2 separate regions of the Homo sapiens genome follow, and region 1 is linked to region 2. A link is a contact called in ENCODE Hi-C or POLR2A ChIA-PET data. All regions are on one chromosome and are shown on one strand. The core of a region is the stretch at or near the end of the contact, and the rest is flanking DNA. Distances in the headings are between cores, read along the strand shown.

Region 1 (5,720 bases), core at 2,858-5,357, 2.0 Mb after region 2:
GGGAGGGCTGGGAAAAGCTAAGCGGGGTGAGGCACTCTGGGCCCGCAGTGGCCTGCAGGGGGCGCTCCCTGGCCCTGCTGCCCTCCACTCCGCTCACCGTGATGTCGAATGGATGCTCCTTTCCTGGCACTGAATTGTTGCAGTTGTGGAAGTTCAGGCTGTACTGGCCTTCTTCCGCCTGAGAGCCGATCACCACGTGGAACTGGGCGGGCGGGGAGAGAGGAGGGCTCAGCCTGGGGGACCCGTGGTCTGGGGCGACAATCAGCTTGGGGGTCCCATGGTCTGGGGCGATGGTAGGGCTGCAGGAGGGCTCAGCTTGGGGGTCCCGTGCTCTGGGGTGACGGAAGGGCCGCAGGCGCTGCAAACACTCACACTGAAGTTGTAGGAGTTGTTGAGGTGGCTCAGGCCCAACACCAGGTCCTTGTCCTTCCCACTAGGACCCTGAAGGGACAGAGCCCCTCCATCAGCTGGTTCTGGGTCCCCGCAGGGCCCTGGGGTGTGCATCTTCCCTCCTGCCCCGCCTCCCCGAAACCTGAATCACTGCGGGTGTTGACTTGGGCTTGCTGGCTGCAGAGGTCCCTCCTGTAAGAGACCGGGCAGTGATTTTAAGAGATGGATGGATGGATAGAGGGGCAGTGGGAAAACGGCATGGGGAGTGCAAAGGGCAGACCTGCCCATCCACCCCCGTCTGCACAGCCAGCCTGACTCACCGCCATCCACCTTGCGGGGGACTGTGGCCTGTGGCTTCGGGAGCCCTGGTTTGGAGGGTGCTTCCGGGAGGAGCCCGGGAAAGATAAACAACGTCTTCTGCTCTCCATACTTCCGCACCTGGACCCTGGGGTGAGGGTGGGGTGGGGCATGAGGCTGGGGGGCTGAACTTGGCTCAGGCACCGGCAAAGGACTCAGTGGCCCCTTGGACCCTCTGCGTGTCCTCCCTGAGGGGCGGGGTCCAGTCGAGTCAGTTATCACTGAGTTTCAGCCTTTGGTTCCCACCGGTCAAGGAGGCTGCCGCCTTCCTGTGCTGCCTGCATCCGCAGTTATTCGTCATTTCCCATGACATCAATCTACTCTTTTTCTCTTTTCTTTAGAGACAGGGTCTTGCTCTGTCGCCCAAGCTGGAGCGCTGTAGTGCAATCACAGCTCACTGCAGCCTCAAATTCCTGGGATCAGGCAATCCTCCCACCTCAGCCACAGGAGCAGATGGAACCACAGGCGCACACCATCATGCTTGGCTAATTTTTAAATTTTCTAGAGACAGGGGTCTCCCTACGTTGCCCAGGCTGGTCTTGAACTCCTGGCTTCAAGTGATCCTCCTGGCTCAGCCAGTCTCCCAAAGCACTGGAATTAATGGCATGAGCCACCATGGCCAGCCCTACATTATTATTATTATTATTATTATTATTATTATTATTATTATTATTATTTTGAGACAGGCTCTTGATCTGTCGTCCAGGCTGGAGTGCAGCAGTGCAAACTTGGTTCACTGCAACCTCCACCTCCCCAGCTCAGGAGATCCTCTCACCTCAGCTTCCAGAGTAGCTGGGACTACAGGCGTGCACCACCATGCCTGGCTAATTCCTGTACATTTTTTGGTTTTTTAGTAAAGACAAGGTTTTGCCATGTTGCCCAGGCTGGTCTACAATTCCTGGGCCCAAGCAATCCTTTTGCCTCGGCCTCCCAAATACTGGGATTACAGGCGTAAGCCACTGCCTGGCCCTAAGTATATTATTTAAAAAGAAAACATTTTATCTACAGAAAAGCAACATGGTTTTGTCAGACCCTGGCCCCAGAATCCCAGTTCCTGGGACTCAGTTTTCTTGTCTGAAGAGCGGAGATGATCACAGGATAAGGAATGGGTGAGTTAGTGTATTAAAGCTCCGGGACACCGGAAGCACTCAACATGTGCGAACAATTGTTATTCATTCTCACAACAACCCTCTGTATCCGGGTCTTCTGCCCTGAGACACCAACACCCGCGGAGTCCCTCTCTCCTTCCTTCCAACAATCAGAAGACTTGAAGGCAAAACTAAAAAGTAAGTGGCTTTCTCTCTCTGCTTCTCATCCCACCTGATCAGCCCAGGTGCGTGTGGGCATCACACCAGGGAAACGCAGACGAAGGATCTGAGCGAGCCCCCGGTCCCCAACTCACTGCAGATCCTTGGTGTTGATGAGGAACAGGACCAGGAAACTGCTACTGTTTTTCTGGAGAGGGCAGTCCTGGAAATCCCGGGTCTGGGGGGTGGGCAGGAGGGAGTGAGTCTTGGTTACTCCTCTCCTGGTCCAGCTCCACCCTGTCTCCCTCCCTGTCCACCCACGGGATCTTCCTGCTCCTGCCTCTGACAAAGAACAGGGGCCCTTGGGTTACAGATGCAGAGGACAGACCCTACCCCCTCCCTCCAGCCCCTTCTCCCGTCTTCCCCATGCCCTCCACTCACTGAATAGGAGCGAACTCTGCCAGACCGAACCCGGCTGAGACTGAACCCCACCTGGTGGGTGGAAAAAAAAAGGGGAGGGTGTGAGGGACAGTAGAGACCTCCCAGCTATCCCTTTCAGTAGCAATAGAAACCTAACCTCACATTTACTGAACACCTAACATGTGCTAGATCCCACACGCTCTTTTTCTTTTTTAGAGTTGGGGTGGTGGGTGGACCTCATTCTGTTTCTCAAGCTGGAATACAGTGGCAGGATCATAGCTCACTACAGCCTCGAACTCCCAGGTTCAAACGATCCTCTCACCTCGGCCTCCCGACTGGCTGGGACTACAGGCACACCTCACCACGCCCGGCTAATTTTAAAAACTTTTTGTAGAGACGGGGTTCTCACTATGTTGCCCAGGCTGGTCTTGAACTCCTGGCCTCAGGCAATCCTCCCACCTTGGCCTCCCAAAGTGCTAGGACTACAAAGCCTGAGCCACCGCGCCCCGCCTGTCCCCCAAGTCTTAAGAAAAGTGCCTAGCACATCCTGTGTAAGACATCATTACTCCCAGGTACAGATGACGAAACAGGCTCAGAGAGATGACGGGACTTGTACAAGATCACATGGGTAGCGGCAGAGCTGGGAACCCAGAACCGGGGGATTGCACCGTGCTCTCCTCCAGCAAACTCCTCAAGGTCCCTCACCAGCAGGGACTTCTCTTCTGCCTCCCGGAGGCCCAGCCGCAGGACGCTCAACTCCACCTCCAGAGAGCCATTGGTGTAGAAACCGAAGCTGTTCAGCTGGATGTCCGCTCGCTTCTCCCCCTGCCGGAGACCAAGGAGGCAGAGGCAGTTCAGACCTCTTTCCGCCTGCCCAGCCCCAGGGGTCTGGCACGAGGACCTCCAGAAGGGCCTCCTGGTACCCCTCTATTTAGGACAGGCCCAGAGGATGACAAGAGAAAGTTGAGAGGGACTTCCTCCCTGCAGGGGAAGGGTGGTCCTGCATTCTCCGACCTCTGTTCTGAGAACCCAGGAACAGAGATCCTGCGGCACCTGGAAGTCTCCCCACTGGGGTGAGCACCGCCCGGAGAACAGTTATTCACCTCGGCGTGCCTGACCTTCACCTTCCCGAAGAACTTTTACATTCCAGTTGAGCTCCCAGCAATATTTCAACAGAACCCCCCAAATCCCATTAAGTGCCCAGAGGACCCCACTCTATAGCCCCCCAGGACCCCGCTGTGCGGCTCCAGGGTCTCTAGCGCCCCAAAAGTGATTCCAAGAATTTAAAGGACTAAGACCCAGTTGGGGGGAAGGGGGGTGTAGTCCCCAAGAGATGGAGCCTCGCCCCCGAAGGGAGGGGGCCGACCCCAGCGAGGCGGACCCGGCAACTCCATCCGGAGGACCGAAGGGGATCCCGGGACGAGACCACTCCGGGCCCGGAAACGGGGGGCGCCGGACCACTCCACCGCCTCGGGGACGGGGGAGGGCGGACGAGACCACTCCAAGCCAGGGGGCTTCTCCGAGACAAAGTTGCGCCACCGACCCCAGACCCTCGCGCGGCGGGCCTCACCGTCAGCGCCAGCTGGTGGATGCGCCCGGAGCAGCCACCCAGCAGCAGCACCAGAAGTAGCCGCTGCCCCCACTCCGCGGGGCTCCCGCGGCCGAGCCCCCTCCTCTCGCTCACTGCCATCTCTGGAGCCACCTCCTCCCCGACTCCGCCTCTGGCGCCCAAGCCCGCCCACCGATGAGCCAATCGCCGCACGGCGGGGCCCGGCCTTTCGGAGTTTCCAGTCCGCCAACCAATCAGCAATTGCCTCTCCGCAAGCCCGCCTGCTTGCGTCACCGACGGACAGCACCGGTTCCGAATGGGAGAGCCGATAACGCTTAACCCCCAGCTCACTCTCACCAATCGCTATAAAGATTGTCCGGATGTGATTTAATGAGCAGTTTATCTAACCAATTGTCATGGATCTGATATCCGGCCCTTAAAGCGGAATTTCTCCACCCACTCTTAACTGTCCGGGACTACATTACCCAGAATGCAGCGGGAGCAGACAAGGGCCACAAAGCATTAAATAAACTACCTTTCCCAGTATCCCCAAGGACGGACTTCCTCTTCTTGAGCCAGGGATGTGGCTCCCAGCCAGAGCTGAGGCTTTTGGTAAACACACGCATCTGTTCAGGCCTGACCTGTTTTCCTAATCTTCCTGGTCCACAGAGAGGCCTAAAGCTGGCCTCAGGTTAAAGTTTGACCCTAGGATGACCTATGACCCCAGGCTGAGACCCCAGCCTTAGGCTAAGCCTTTTATTCCAGAGTGAGGCAATTGGAGCCCCACCCCCAGATTCCAGGCTAGACCGGACTCCGGGCTGAACTCTGACCCCAGGTGAACTCCCTCTCTGCAAGTTGAGTCCTAACTTCAGCCTGAAACTCTGACACCCCCTCGTCCCCCACACCACACACTGAGGCTTAATCTCTGGTTTAGGCCACCGATCTGGACTAGCCCTGACTCCAGATTGGACCTGACCCCTTACCGGGTTGCTAATCCTTCTGGTTAAGCCTCTGGCCTCTATCCCCTATCCCCACGGTGGTGCTGACCTGGACTGAACCCCAATTCCAGTTTGAGTCTCTGAGCAGAGGTGAACTCAGAACTTTGCTAGGCTGAGCCCCCATTTGAGACTAGCCACAGAACTCACTGGGTTCAATTGCCCAACTGCAATCAGACATTTTCTAGCTCAGAAGCCACCAGCAGGTGGGGCCAGGTCTCAGCAGAGACATCAGTCCCAGTGTGGGCTCCCAAGGCTCTCCTCCTGGGCTCAGCTGTATCTCTCTGTTCTGGGAGCCTGGGTGCTCTGTGTAAGGGGAACGTATACCCAAGGGCCCCCCTGCAAGACGCCCAGCCTTGTCTGAGGCTGCAGAGAAAGCGCCAAAGCCCGGAGAGAATGGGAGTGGGAATCCCCAGTGCCTCCTCTCCTCTTTCATTCCAGCACCTCAAAGGGATTTACAAGGTGTGAACAGACTTTTATGGGAGAGGTGACAGACTTCCCTTCTCCAGGGCCCAGATGGCCCAGATGTCTGGGGGAGGGGCGGAGTCGGAATCTCAGGGGCAGTACTGAGAATGAAACCAGGTTAAACTGGAAAATGGGCAGATGCAGGCGCGAACTGGAAGGCAGCTGGGGAAAGGCCTGGGCCTGGCGCCCCAAGGACGGCCTGTCTTCAGTTTCCCAGCGGAGACTCTGGGGGAGGGAAGGCAGGATGCGGTGCGGGAGTTAATGGACCTGGCCTTGGCGAAGGCGCGTCCTGGGTTG
Region 2 (5,622 bases), core at 1,092-3,591:
CTGGGTACAGTGGCTCACGCCTTTAATCCCAGCACTTTGGGGGGCTGAGGCGGGCAGATCACCTGAGGTCTGGAGTTCGAGACCAGCCTGGCCAACATGGTGAAACTCCAGCTCTACTAAAAATACAAAAATTAGCCAGCTGTGGTGGTGCAAGCCTGTAATCCCAGCTACTCAGGAGGCTGAGACAGAAGAATTGCTTGAACTCAGAAGGCGGAGGTTGCAGTGAGCTAAGATTGTGCCATTGCACTCCAGGGGTGACAGAGCGAGGTTCTGTCTCAAAAACAAAAGAAGAGAGGGAAGCACATGGGGACAGGACTGAGATTTTAAGGGAAGAGGTTAAGCATAAAGTCACCACGAAAAATCACTGGCCATACTCTCAGTCCAGTGGTGAAAAGCGTGGGCTCTGGTCTCAGAGAGAAAGGTTCAAATCCTGACTCTGCCACTTCTGGGGAAGTCGCTGAACCTCTCTGAGCTTCCACTTCCCCAGCGAGAACATGGTATGACAGTATCTACGCCTGGGGCCACCAAGGGAATTGAATGAGACTGCACACATACAGCTTTTAACACAGTGTCTGATGTAGCACAAACTAAATGACAGCTAGCATTGTCAACTAAACAAGATACTCAAAACCACAGGAAGGGGGAGACTCAAACTAAAGTCCTTTCAGGGCCAGAATCCACACCATTTACTGACCGGGTCAGGCAGTGTAGGTGGATCCAGGCACCCCTCCACCAAATCCTGCTGAAATCAGCACTCTCCCCTTCCTCTCCTCAAAGCCTTCAAAAAGCTCCTTCCAGGGGCAGCTAGAGGGGGACAGGGGTGGAAAGAAAAGCCTCCAGCAGGCGCACAAAAAACTGCAGCCACTGCCCTGCGGAGGACAACCATCCAGGGCCATAGAAAACCATTTCCTGCCCATGTCTATATTCTAGAGCAGGCAAAGGAATCCCACCAGCCCACACCCCAGCCTTCCTGGCTGCCAAACCCCAGCACAACTGACCTTCTAAAGGGTCCAGAGAGCCTCCATTCCAGCTGCAGGCGTGGGACACAGACCTTTATAGGATAAACATGTCATGAATGTGGCAGGTTAATGGAAGCACCGGCCAGCCGTTCAGCCTCCCCCACTCAGGAGCTGCAGACTGTCAGGCCCGATTCTACCTGGCTAGATTCTAGCTCTGCCTTGAAGCCCTGCAGCACTGTCTGCATGCCCTGGACAGAATCTGGGAGAGAAGCCATCCCACGGGCCCCGATTCCCCTGGGACCCAGCAGAGGAATGCAGGGATTGGTGCCTACGGTCCACACCCCCTGGGCTTTAGTCCCAGCTCCTCGAAAGCAGGTTGGTTCTTGCCTGGGAGGCAAGTGACTTCCTCCTGGGGCCCCTGGGGAAGACCAGGGGGTGGGGGCCAAGGGAATAGACCACTTTTGATGGCTCAGAGGCAGCGTGAACAGGGAAGTGTCAGGGCTGGCCTAAGGCTGTGTGGGAAGAAGGTAGGCGGTTGGACAGGCCTGAGAAGGGAGGCTGAGAGAAGGGGGCTGAACCCTGTGGGCTGGACCCTTGGAAGACAGCTATGCTAACCACTACACCACCAACGCCTCGGCAGGAAAAAGAGTCTCTGGATACCCTTAATAGAGGGATCAAGTAGGGTTGAGGATCAGGACTGGATTGGGGAGACCAAGCCTCGGGGCGAAGGTTGGAGGAAGTGGTAAAGGAGTGAGGACAGGATGCAGGTCGAGGGAGGTGGCCTCTGTGCATATACAGCATTTGCATGGGGAGAGGGAGGAGATCGGGACCTCCAGAGCCTGCACGAAAGGGGAGAGGGTGTCAAGGTCTGCAGCTACGAGGACGTTCTTGGGTGCGGCCACCTCCGGAAGGGGTCAGAGCCTGGTGGCCTGGGCAGCAACGGGATGGGTGGGGAAGCCCATCAGGGAAGGGGAGAAACTGGGAGGTGGCCTGGCCAGCGCAGGAATCGGGGAGGGAAAGAAGGTGGAGGAGGGCCTGGGGCGGAGAGGAAACGAGGCAGGGGGCCGGAGGGACCCACAGACGGGTGCATGGAGGCTCCGGGGTGCGGGGAGGCCAGGCGATGGCGAGGGCAGGGTCAGGGCCGAGGCGGGGCCGGTCAATGGCGGGTTCAGGGTCGCGGCCGGGGCGGGACGAGGCGCGCGGGCGCTGCTCACCGGGACGTGGGGCGGCGGCCGGACTGGGCAGGTCGTCCCGGGTCCAGCGGCGCCTCACGGTCGCGGCTCCATGCCCGGGACTGCGACCCCGGAAGTGGCGGGAGCGGGGGACGACAGCCGCGGCGGACACAGGGGACCCGCCGGCTCAGGCACCTTTGACCCGGAAGTTGAGCGACCCAGGCGGCGGCCTGGGATTGGACACCACCAGGCACGTACCAAGGCGTCCGCGGCGCTTGGGGGGGAGCCCGCGGCGCGGCGGCCTAAGGTGCGTAACGCCCCATGAACGACATCTTCCGGTGGGTTAGGGAGAGACACCCCCCTGTGACTTGGTATCACTCAGTCAAACCCATGATCCCCCACTATTAAGGATATCCGGAGAGGATGCTACCTATCAGGGCGTTGGTGGTATAGTGGTTAGCATAGCTGCCTTCCAAGCAGTTGACCCGGGTTCGATTCCCGGCCAACGCATGCGGTACCACTTTTGCGAGTTTGAAATTTTCATTTTAGTTTTGAGACGGAGTCTCGCTCGGTCCCCCAGGCTGGAGTGCAGTGGCGTGATCTCCGCTCACTGCAACCACCACCTCCCAGGTTCAAACGATTCTCCTGCCTCAGCCTCCCAAGTAGCTGTGATTACAAGCGCACGCCACCACGCCCATCTAATTTTTGTATTTTTAGTAGAGATGGGGTGGGGTGGGGCGGGGTGGGGCGGGGTGGGGGGGGGGGGGCGGTTCACCATTTTGGCCAGGCTGGTCTCGAACTCTGACTTCAGGTGATCCGCCCTCTTCGGCCTTTCAAAGTGCTGGGATTACAGGCGTGAGCCATCAATCACGGAAAATTTTTTTAAATCCCATAAAAATGTCTAAAAGGCAGGAGGAAGGCGGAAGAGAAAGAATGGGACTAGAATCGTTCTTTCGGTGAATTTCAAATAGTATTACTCTCCGGTTAGGAAAAACAGCTGACCTGTTTCCGCCCGGGATCGAACCGGGGACCTTTCGCGTGTGAGGCGAATGTGATAACCGCTACACTACGGAAACCGGTAGGCGTCAGGGTTCTTTAAATTCTCCTATAGAGATAATGTTGCAGTGATAGTTGCGTTGTCCCACCAAAGAAACACTGGCTACAGTCAGCTAAAGCAATATCCGCTCTTCCTGAATATCTGTTATTGTATTTGATACAGTAGAGACCGAAAGAAGGAAAATAAGGAAGACAAAAAGAAATCCAATAAACACCCTTTCCAACACACCCACCCACCCACACACATGTTTATCACTTTATCATAAATCCACCTTCCATTAAAACAATGCACGTCAAACGGCCCACAAACCCATCCGGGGTCAAATGAAGCTTTTCATCTCATAGATATCAATCTATACTTGATATCACATTAGTTTCTGCAGATATTCACCATTTTGCTTTAGATCAAACTACTTTTTTGTGTGTTTTGTTTTTTGTATTTTTTAGAGAGAGTCTCGTTCTGTCGCCTAGGCTCGAGTGCAGTGGTACGATCATCCCTCCCTGCAGCCTCCACCTCCTGGGCTCAAGCGATCCTCCCACCTCAGCCTCCTGGGTAGCTTGGACCACAGGTGTGGACCACCACGCCTGGCTGAATTTTAAAAAATGCGTTTGTAGAGACGGTGCCTTATAGCTGGGACTACAGGCGTGTGCAACCACTCCCAGCTAACTTTTGTATTTTTTGTAGAGACTAGAGGGCCTGCACTATGTTGCCCAGGCTGCTTTCCAGCTCCTGACCTCAACGTGATTCGCCCGCCTGCAGCCTCCCAAAGTACTGGGATTACAGGCATGAGCCACCGCGCCCGACCCCAACTACACTGTAAAAGAGCTTTCTGAAAAGAAAAACTGTGTGTGTATGTGTTTACCTTCCGATGGAGTTTTGCTCCTGTTGCCCAGGCTAGAATGTAGTAGCGCAATCTCAGCTCACTACAACCTCCGCCTCCCGGATTCAAGCGATTCTCCTGCCTCAGCCTCCCAAGTAGCGGGGATTACAGGCACCCGCCACCACGCCTGACTATATTTTGTATTTTTACTAAAGATGGAGTTTCGCCATATTGGTCATGGCTGGTCTCGAACTCCTGACCTCAAGAGATCCGCCCGCCTGAGTCTCCCAGAGTGCTGGGATTACAGGCATGTGCCACCACGCCAGGCCTCTTTATTTTCTTAAAGAGACAGTAGAAGAGGTGGGAAGATGATGGCAAGAATTTAGAATCAGACTGCTGTAAAATTCTGCACACCCTCACTCCTGCGGGGCTGGGATTAGGGTGAGGAGACTAAAGCATTGTAAGGCACTGGCACCAGGTGCAAAAATTAAGGTGGTGCCAAAAAACTCAATAATCAAGATAAATAATATTTCAATACATCTTTTTTTCTCTCTCTGTTGTCGCTGGAGTACAGTGGCACAATCTTGACTTACTGCAACCTCCACCTCCCAGGTTCAAGCTATTCTCGTGCCTCAGCCTCCCTAGTAGCTGGGATTACAAACATGAGCCACTATGCCAGGCTAATTTTTGTATTTTTCGTAGAGATGGGATTCCACCATGTTGGCCAGGCTGGTCTTGAACTTCCGAGCTCAAGTGATACGCCCGCCTCCGCCTCCCAAAGTGCTGGGATTACAGGCGTGAGCCACTGCACCCCACCATAATATTCTTTTAAAAATTAGCCGGGCGCAGTGGCTCACGCCTGTAATCCCAGCACTTTGGGAGGCTGAGGAGGGCGGATCACGAGGTCAGGAGATCGAGACCATCCTGGCTAACATGGTGAAACCCCGTCTGTACTAAAAATACAAAAAAATTAGTCCCAGCTACTCGAGAGGCTGAGGCAGGAGAATGGCGTGAACCCGGGAGGCGGAGCTTGCAGTGAGCCGAGATCGCGCCACTGCACTCCAGACTGGGCGACAGAGCGAGACTCCCTCTCAAAAAAAAAAAAAAAAGAAAGAAAATTTAATTATTGGTTGGCCGGGAGCGGTGGCTCACGCCTGTAATCCCAGCACTTTGGGAGGCCAACACGGGCGGATCACGAGATCAGGAGATCGAGACCATCCTGGCTAACACGGTGAAACTCCGTCTCTACTAAAAATACAAAAAATTAGCCGGGCGTGGTAGCAGGCGCCTGTAGTCCCAGCTACTCGGGAGGCTGAGGCAGGAGAATGGCATGAACCCGGGAGGCGGAGCTTGCACTGAGTGGAGATCGCGCCACTGCACTCCAGACTGGGCGACAGTGAGACTCTGTCTCTAAATAAATAAATAAATAAATAAATAAATAAATAAATAAATTTAAACAAATAAAAATAAAATAATTACTGGTAAATAACTCCATCATGAACAAATTGTCAAAAGTTTCCATTGAGGCAAGTTTTCGTAGAGATTTGCCAAATTCTATTGGAGTCTAAAATGTGTACCTCTCTGTGCCTGTTTTTATGTGTTTTGAGGGGTTTT

Evidence for each region. Hi-C counts contacts between places; a loop is a spot of excess contacts on that map. ChIA-PET counts read pairs that join two places held with the same protein, here RNA polymerase II (POLR2A). Pooled maps may share reads with other maps.
Region 1: a loop to region 2 is called in a map of ascending aorta, with 11 times the contacts of the local background. The contact joins the promoter of GPR108 here to the promoter of DPP9 in region 2. A Hi-C loop is called at or near these places in 1 of 168 maps with a recorded cell type or tissue (ascending aorta) and 13 of 50 pooled maps. POLR2A ChIA-PET finds 5 or more read pairs at or near these places in 1 of 52 experiments (activated T-cell).

Annotation. Positions count from the first base shown.
Region 1 is chr19:6,733,473-6,739,192 of GRCh38, forward strand. It overlaps GPR108 (G protein-coupled receptor 108), which reads right to left and starts at 4,108. Exons shown (of 18, transcript NM_001080452.2): 1 at 3,985-4,108; 2 at 3,120-3,239; 3 at 2,436-2,486; 4 at 2,150-2,232; 5 at 711-835; 6 at 533-582; 7 at 373-441; 8 at 98-202. The coding sequence starts at 4,104. MIR6791 (microRNA 6791) reads right to left here and starts at 3,306; the gene lies at 3,240-3,306. RefSeq lists enhancers at 1,691-2,459, 2,983-3,132, 4,573-4,632, 4,765-5,533, 5,613-5,702 and silencers at 2,923-3,077, 3,443-3,604, 3,753-3,922, 4,023-4,082.
Region 2 is chr19:4,721,501-4,727,122 of GRCh38, forward strand. DPP9 (dipeptidyl peptidase 9) reads right to left here and starts at 2,342. Exons shown (of 22, transcript NM_139159.5): 1 at 2,174-2,342; 2 at 999-1,051. It overlaps TRG-TCC1-1 (tRNA-Gly (anticodon TCC) 1-1), which reads left to right and starts at 2,570; the gene lies at 2,570-2,641. TRV-CAC3-1 (tRNA-Val (anticodon CAC) 3-1) reads right to left here and starts at 3,207; the gene lies at 3,135-3,207. LOC105372250 (a long non-coding RNA gene) reads left to right here and starts at 1,380. Exons shown (of 3, transcript XR_936274.2): 1 at 1,380-1,486; 2 at 3,120-3,209; 3 at 3,635-4,087. RefSeq lists silencers at 2,143-2,292, 2,523-2,612, 3,063-3,262.